2 separate regions of the Homo sapiens genome follow, and region 1 is linked to region 2. The links are chromatin contacts, found by Hi-C in ENCODE. All regions are on one chromosome and are shown on one strand. Each heading gives the region's core, a stretch centred on a gene start or an enhancer-like site at or near the end of the contact. The rest is flanking DNA. Distances are from core to core; before and after follow the strand shown.

Region 1 (3,835 bases), core at 767-3,266, 200 kb before region 2:
GTTTACTGTTTAGTTGTGAGGTGGTTCCTTTATACAGGCAGTTTACTTTGTTTTGGTTCTGCTTGGGGAAGTTGGTTAGAGTTTTGTAGTAGTAGTATAATGCAATATCAAGTTGTTCCTCCCTAGCATAATAATAAGCTCCAAGTTAGTGATTTCTGGCAGAATATTTAATTTCTATAAGCAGTGTACTAAATTATTTATTATTAATATTAATTGTTAATATTAACAATTATTAGTTTAATAATATTTACTAATATTAAGCAAAAAATGACTGTATTTGATTTTACTTTAATGTGTTCTTGTTTGAGCCCATGAAATGTCCCTGTGATGTCTCTGTTAAGAAACAGGCACAACAGATAGCGTCATGATGTCATAGAAAGCCAAGTAACAGATTTTATATATATTTAATTTTCTCCTGAAATAAAATTCCAAAGCAGAGGTTTCTCCTGAACTGGGCTATATAGACATATACAGTTTCTCTTCCACCTTCGAAACTACACCATATCACTCTTGTGCTATTTAGTGGTTGACAAGATGAACTTACAGATAAGAGCACAAGGCTGACTTGGCCTTCTCCATAAGTGGGAGCTCACCCTGGACTGATTATTGCTATAGCAGCCTAAAAGGAAGAAGAGAAAGGAAGCACTACTCTGATTTTCTAATTTGATCCCTCATCTCTAACTATGCATAGCTATCTTGACCAACAGATTTCCTCAGGACAGATTATACCATAGGCACTACATGATACTACAACACATAATGGGTTGCTAATACTTATGTGACATAAATTCTGTCTTCTACAGGGGATTCCCATTTCCAAAAAGAAGTTAACCAAACAAACAGAAAACTTCATAGCCAAATTTTCATTTTAAACGTATGTTTTAAAGTGCAGCAAATAAATAATAAATGCATGAAATAAATTACTTTTAAAATATATTCTGTCCAATGTTAAGGAGTGTTTTCTTTAAAGCAGTTCATACAGCTCATTCAACTGCACATATTTATAAATGTTTGAGTTTCTCATGTTTCTTCTCACAGAAATTTTTTTTTGTTTTTTGATTCATTTTCCAAATATAAGCTCAACTACTATCACTGCCTTTTCAGGTGTTATGTAATAATTTTTATTTAATGATGACAGCATAATTAAGATTTTAAAGTATACTCTATGTCTATACTCTTGCTTATTTTTTTTCAAAAGGTAGGCACAATGCTAATTTATTTTGTGTTTGAGCAAGGTACAAATATAAAAAAACATTTCTAGGAGTCTTATTTTATAAAGAAGAAAAAAGTCGTAACTCTGATCTTATATTTGTTGAAAAAAATAGTAAAAATGGAGTAAGAACTTTATTTCACTTTATGTGTGTTTTTGTGTATCTGTATGTTTGGAAGCAAACAGATAACCCGTGATTATCACTTGTCTATCTGTCCCTTAAAAATAGTACATTTGTAATATATTTGTTCTTAAGTCTGATATTTTAAGAGAGAATATCAAATAGAACAGAAAAAAATCATTTTGAAATTTTTGTCTGATCCTGATCCATTTAATCTTGAGCTCAGCTATCCAGCAGCACTTTTCCCTAAACGTGATTATCACGTTTAGGGAAACACTTCTTGTCAGACTACACAGAAAATCTTTCTGAATGTAGGCTCCTGTGAGGTCTCTTGTTTTCAGTAAGTTAGAGAACTGATGTGATATGTTTGTTTGATATAGGATAGAGTTGTGATATTTGTTGCTGTATTTGTTCATATGGTGTTTATTTTCTGGAAAACAAAAGTTCTTACATCACTCTATGAAACTCATAATGGTTTTAGATAAGCTCCGTGGAGGCTTTCATTTCAAAGAGTTCAACATTCGGTAAATAGAAATACTCTTATTAGTCATACAGAATCATTTCACAATAATGTTTTCTAATAACACTGGAGAATTTGTGGGGCCCTCTCTGGGCCACTAACCCTGTTACAAACCACATCTACTTGCAAAACAGCTAGAGTTTCAGGCTGTAGTTATCTGCCTTAGCTAGGATTGAGCAAGCAGAAGACAGCTGCTGCCCTTTCTCATCTAGCCTGTAGGGTGAGCCTTGCACGTGAATCTATCAGAACAAAAGCAATCTATTGACCTAAATGGGAACTGAGCTGATACATAACCTCTGCTAAATGATCCATATCACAAAATGGTTGATTGGAGTGCTAAAAATCTTTTTGGATATTTTAATCAGAATTTTAGTAAAGACAACACTGGTATGCTGTCTGTTTATGACACGGGCTATTAAATCTAGACTTTCCTACTTCAGTTGATTGTTTGTAACAAGAATTAAATTGTGCTTCTAAAATTCCTTGCTTGTCTCCCCCCGGTGATTATGAGCATGCTTCCTTTTCCTCGGCCAAGTTTACAAGGTTTAAATGAAAAATAGTGTTGCCATGTTACACCTATGTGATCTGCATAATAGCTCAAGATGAATAGTGCTTCTTCAACTTTAGCAAAGGAAGATCTGTATGTTTCTTAAGCACTTGAATTTTAAGCATTGTATTTGATTGATGTTCTTGAAATGATACTTTCAGTTCTTTGCTAAAAACAAGGGTACATATCTGAAAGAAGCTCATCAGTCCAATAGCTCTTACAAATGTGCTGCTTTCTGTTTTTAAATAGAAAAGCGTCTGTCCTGGGCTTTTCTTTTTTCATTCTCACAGTGGCTCATTTGCACCATTCCTAGAAATATCATCACACTTGGCAGCTTTTCATTAAATGAGGGAGTGAATTTGTCAGCGTTCTCACAGAGAGCTATATTTATCAGGGCTTGCTTTTACACATTATAAGCTTTCTGCCATCCTGGGGAAAGCATGGAGAACAGTCAGTTCCCAGTGCTTCTTGCCTGTCAGGTCCAAACAGCTCAGAATTTGTCTAGGTTCAGCCTATAAGCACTGAAGAGGAGTTTGTCTCTTTTGCAAGGGTCCAGTTTTGTTGATTTTTCTTCAAGCTGTGTTTTAAGACTAGCTAAACACCAGGTGAAGTTTTTTGTTTGTTTGTTTTTTAAGTTGGGTGCAGTGGCCCACGGCTGTAATCCCAGCAATTTGGGAGGCCGAGGCAGGCGGATCACCTGAGGTCAGGAGTTCAAGACCAGCCTGGCCAATATGGCAAAACCCTGTCTCTACTAAAAATACAAAAATTAGCCGGGCGTGGTGGCAGGTGCCTGTAATCCCAGCTACACGGGAGGTTGAGACAGGGAGAATTGCTTGAACCTGGGAGGCAGAGGTTGCAGTGAGCCGAGATCACGCCACTGCACTCCAGCCTGGGCGACAGAACGAGACTCCGTCTCAAAAAAAAAAAAAAAAAGAAAAATTTTTTAAATGGGCTTGTCATTCATTATTAGGTGAATTTTCATATGAAGACAATTATTGTATTTTCCCATGGAATCTCTAGACACATTTGTTTGTCTTGGGCAAATTCAGTATCTGTTACTTTTTGGTTTAAGGAAAAGATATTTCATACTATTGAGATTCCATCTGTGCTTGTGAGTTGTGCTGACTTCTCCTGCTTCACTGCCTGCTACATATTCTACTTACCAGCCATGGGAAAGTTTTGCAGCAAATTCAAGTTATCACAAGTGTTTGAGGGCCTTATAGAATTCTACTTTGTTATTCTCTGTATTACTACAGCTTTCGGTACAATTCCTGTAAAAGTTCCACAAATACATTGAACAAGAGGTCACGTGCTTTTAGGTGTTAAAAGATGTCCAATACCGACTTTAAAATGCCTTTTTTAAAACGGTAGGTAGGTTCTTTTCTATCCAGGAGTAAGTTCTTTATCTCAGCTTCCCTTTTGTATGTATTGGTTCAC
Region 2 (3,833 bases), core at 907-3,406:
TTACTAAGTAAATACTAACAGCAAATTGGGAAATAAATAAATTGGAATTGGTTTATAATTAAAATGAGAAGTTTATAGTCCAATTTATTTTAACTTTTATTTTAGGTTCAGGGGTTGCGTGTGCAGGTTTGTTACATGAGTATGTTGTGTGACACTGAGGCTTGGGATATGAATGATTCCATCACTCAGGTAGTGAGTATATATGCAATAGGTAGTTTTTCAACCCTCAACCCTCCCCTTTCTTCCCCCAACCCCAGTAGCCCCCAGTGTTTATTGTTCCCATGTTCGTGTCCATGTGTAAAAATGTTCAGCTCCCACTTATGAAACAATGTGTGTGCAAATTGTCTTAGTTTAAAGAAGATCTTCTTGAAGATTTGAAGTAATATGCTTTCCATTCTCCCCACCCTGGGAGGATTTACACCAATGTGAGAAAAACAACTAAAACTGAAATAATTTTACTGGAGCTGCAGGATATTGTACGCATTGCCCAAATGATCATTTCCATTTCTAACATATGTTACCTTTGTCTTTATGAGTTTGGCTCAGAGAAGAGATAATGAATGACAGAAAGATAAAGATTAACATTTTAGTTTGAAAATCTGAATGTCAATTTGGAGAAGTATCATTCTCCCACTATAAAATATCGATTCAGAGAAAAATATTTGAATTCCTGTTTTCTGTTTAGAGTTTCATTCCTCTTGGGATATTTCTGAGGTTATCATAACACTTTAGCAACTGTTTTTTAAAACAGAGCCTTCTTATTCAGATTATTACATTGTTTCATGCTGATAATGATAGCACAGTTGTTTGGATTGAATCTATTTTACCAAACTAAATGCTTATATCCTCTCCCATTTTGACAAATTTCAAAGTGCCTCTCAATTGTTGCTGTAATCTTTAGATCCTGTGGAAGGTTTTTTCCACACTTTCAATACTGACCTCTAAAAGGTAAATCAGTATACTTCTTTAACACTCACAAATTAGTAATCATCTGTAGAATGCTTAGAATCAATTGTTAATTTTCAGCATCTTTTGACCATCACTGGTCTGTCTCTGACCTGTCTAGCTGTAGGGGATAAAAGCTTATAGCATGTGAGGTTGATTTCTTTGATTTCTGATTCAGTGGATATTATTCTCATCAGAACATTGAGAATGCTTTCAGCATCACTGAAACTTTAAGACAGTTGGCTCTCCCATCTCAGGTGTGCCAGGAGGCAGTGTATGTGTGTTTACATGAATACTAACCAACAGCTGTCCCTCTCCAAGCCTTTGTAGTACTATCTTCTCCCCATAAGGTTTTTTAGTAGGTTCCAAATTGAAGTCACTATGCTATATGTTGTCTACATCAAGCAAAGCCAACATAATATGTCATCTCTTGAGGAAATTACATCCGAATTCAAAGCTCATTGTGGCACACTTTTTCAACATTTGATATTTAGAAAAATACTAACATCTACGATTCTTTTTTCCTTGATTTAAAATGAGATAACTAAATACATTCTAGTATTAAGTGAGATACCGTATTTAAAGTGATTAGTGTCAAACTTTACATCCAGCAGTATTCAATAAACATTAACAGTCATCACTATTATACTGAACTAAAGCTCTTTGTCTCCAGATATTCTGCTCTAGCTAGAATGTAGAATTCGTAAGAAAAAATTGTTTCCATTTTTTGGAAATTGTTTCCTAGATAAATTAAAAGTCCTATGTTTTTAAAGGCAAAAAGTGCTGGTGATTCAAAAGACTCTTAATGATTATGTTCCAGAGAAATACCAGAAGTTTCTAGAAAAACAGAAACCAGTGATCTCTTCCTTCTCTCAGGCATATGTTAAACCTCGGCCACGGGTGGGTAGAGGATCAAGCCTGCCAAACTTAAAGGGACTGTTATGGGATAAGGAGAAACCAGCGGAATGGATAGCAACCATTTGAACTGATGTGATAGATTCGAGTATGTGGGATCCCAAATATACAGCTAAGTTTTTCCTGCCTGCCAGTTCTTTTTTACAGGACATTTTCTGAAAGCATAATAGAATTGAAGGCTGGAGGATGGATTGAAAAACAGAAATAAGTCTTTGAAGTCCTGCTGTACTTATATCACAACATCCTGCTAGATGTACGGAACCACATGTTATTCTTAAGAACAGGAAGCTAAAAGGAAACTGAAACTCACTCAGCAGCAAAAACAAACAGGCCAAACAACTCAGCTCAGCCCTGAAAGGATTAAAGTATTGTCCCCTGCGTGTAAATGTATATCAAAAGAGAAAAATATAATAGTATTTGGTCAAATTACAATTTTTTTTGAACACAATATTTGGTATACAAAAAACATTTACATAAGGGGCAGAAAACCGTAAAATTAATATTCATATTCAACAGTTAAATAAGAAAATGGGAACAGAACAACAAACAACCTAAGTGTTAGAAAAAACACTTTATAAAAATGATTACAAATAAGAGAAAAATCAGAGAGAAAAGTGGACAAAATCAATGAAAGTATTGGTCATTTTAACAGATGGCTGAGAATAGGAGATTATTATTTTCACAGAAATTTTATAATTTTATAAAAGAACCAAATGTATTTTCTTCAACTAAGAATTTTTTAAAATCTTAAATAGTGTTGCTTGGATAGGGTAACAGCAGACTTGTCACAGAAGAAAAAATGGCTTAGAGAATTTAAGATACATTAATAAAACTATACAAAGTATAGAGTGAGCATAGATTAATTTATAAATAAAAGAAAAAATTAAAACAGAGTATCAGTCTTCTGAGGTAATGTCAAATATTTTTCCATGTTAGGAGACTGAGAATAACACAGAAAGATAATTAAGACACAGAAAATTTTGAAGATACAATATGAAAGAATCTCCTAAATTTGTAAAACCTTTAATATGAATTTCAGTAAGCTCATTAAACCCCAAACAGGATTAATACAACACAAATACACATATGCACCAACCCAAAGCATATCATAAAGGCTTCATAAAAATGCTTTTAAAAACTTAAATATTGTCATCACTGATAATGAAACCCAGATGACCAGAAGGCAATAAAATGTCATTTTTAAAGAGCAAAAAGGAAAAGAAAATCTAGTCAATAGTTTTTAATCTAGTGAAATATCCTTCATAAATGAAAGTAAAATAAATAGATAACTGGAAAAATGAAAGCTGAAAAAAATTTGTCTCCAGCATACCCACAATAGAAAAAACAAAATTTACTCTTCAGGTAAAGGAAAAATGTTTTCAGGAAGAAGCACAAATCTGCAGGAAAGTATGAGAATGATAGATTAATATAGATAAAGATAAAAGTCTATAATAAAACATTAAAAGATCTGTGTAATTTTGGATGTATGGCTTAAGTAGAATAAAATATGGTATTTATTTATATATCAATAATAACAAAAGATTGTTATTCTTGTTAACAGATTATTAAAATATTAATTCAAACTGAGCTCAAGTTAGCCATATGTATTTTAAAGTGCTAAGTAAACATTAAAATAGGAAAAGTGAAATGCAATAGTGCTGACAAAATAAAAAATTACTTGAGTTCCTCAAAAGAGACAAAAATGTAAAAAGAAAAAACAGAAGGAAATAGCAATAGCTTGTATATTTTAAAACAACCTCATCGGTAACTATATTAAATATAAATGGTCTAACCACTCCAATTACATTAGAAAAACTGTCAGATTTTATAAAAAGAGGCTTAAATATAGGCAGTTTACAAGTGAACCACTTAAGTATAAGCATAGATTTCCAGAAAAAGTTGAGCAAACTACATGCAAATAAAGTAGAAAGATGAATATAATAACTAAAGTAACAGCAATCAGTAAAATAGAA

What was found. A loop is a pair of places that touch in the nucleus more often than their neighbours do. Pooled maps may share reads with other maps.
Region 1: a loop to region 2 is called in a map with no recorded cell type, with 6 times the contacts of the local background. The contact joins two enhancer-like sites. A Hi-C loop is called at or near these places in 14 of 37 single-sample maps with no recorded cell type and 10 of 50 pooled maps.

Annotation. Positions count from the first base shown.
Region 1 is chr9:31,540,777-31,544,611 of GRCh38, reverse strand. No RefSeq gene overlaps it. Among named protein-coding and RNA genes, the nearest start is that of LINC01243, 160 kb to the right of the region's middle. Within about 2 kb of position 2,016, at least 3 of the 41 ENCODE cell types and tissues checked have a DNase peak (open chromatin) inside an H3K27ac peak, as active enhancers do.
Region 2 is chr9:31,345,559-31,349,391 of GRCh38, reverse strand. No RefSeq gene overlaps it. Among named protein-coding and RNA genes, the nearest start is that of LINC01243, 34 kb to the left of the region's middle. RefSeq lists enhancers at 2,087-2,146, 2,177-2,246. Within about 2 kb of position 2,156, at least 7 of the 41 ENCODE cell types and tissues checked have a DNase peak (open chromatin) inside an H3K27ac peak, as active enhancers do.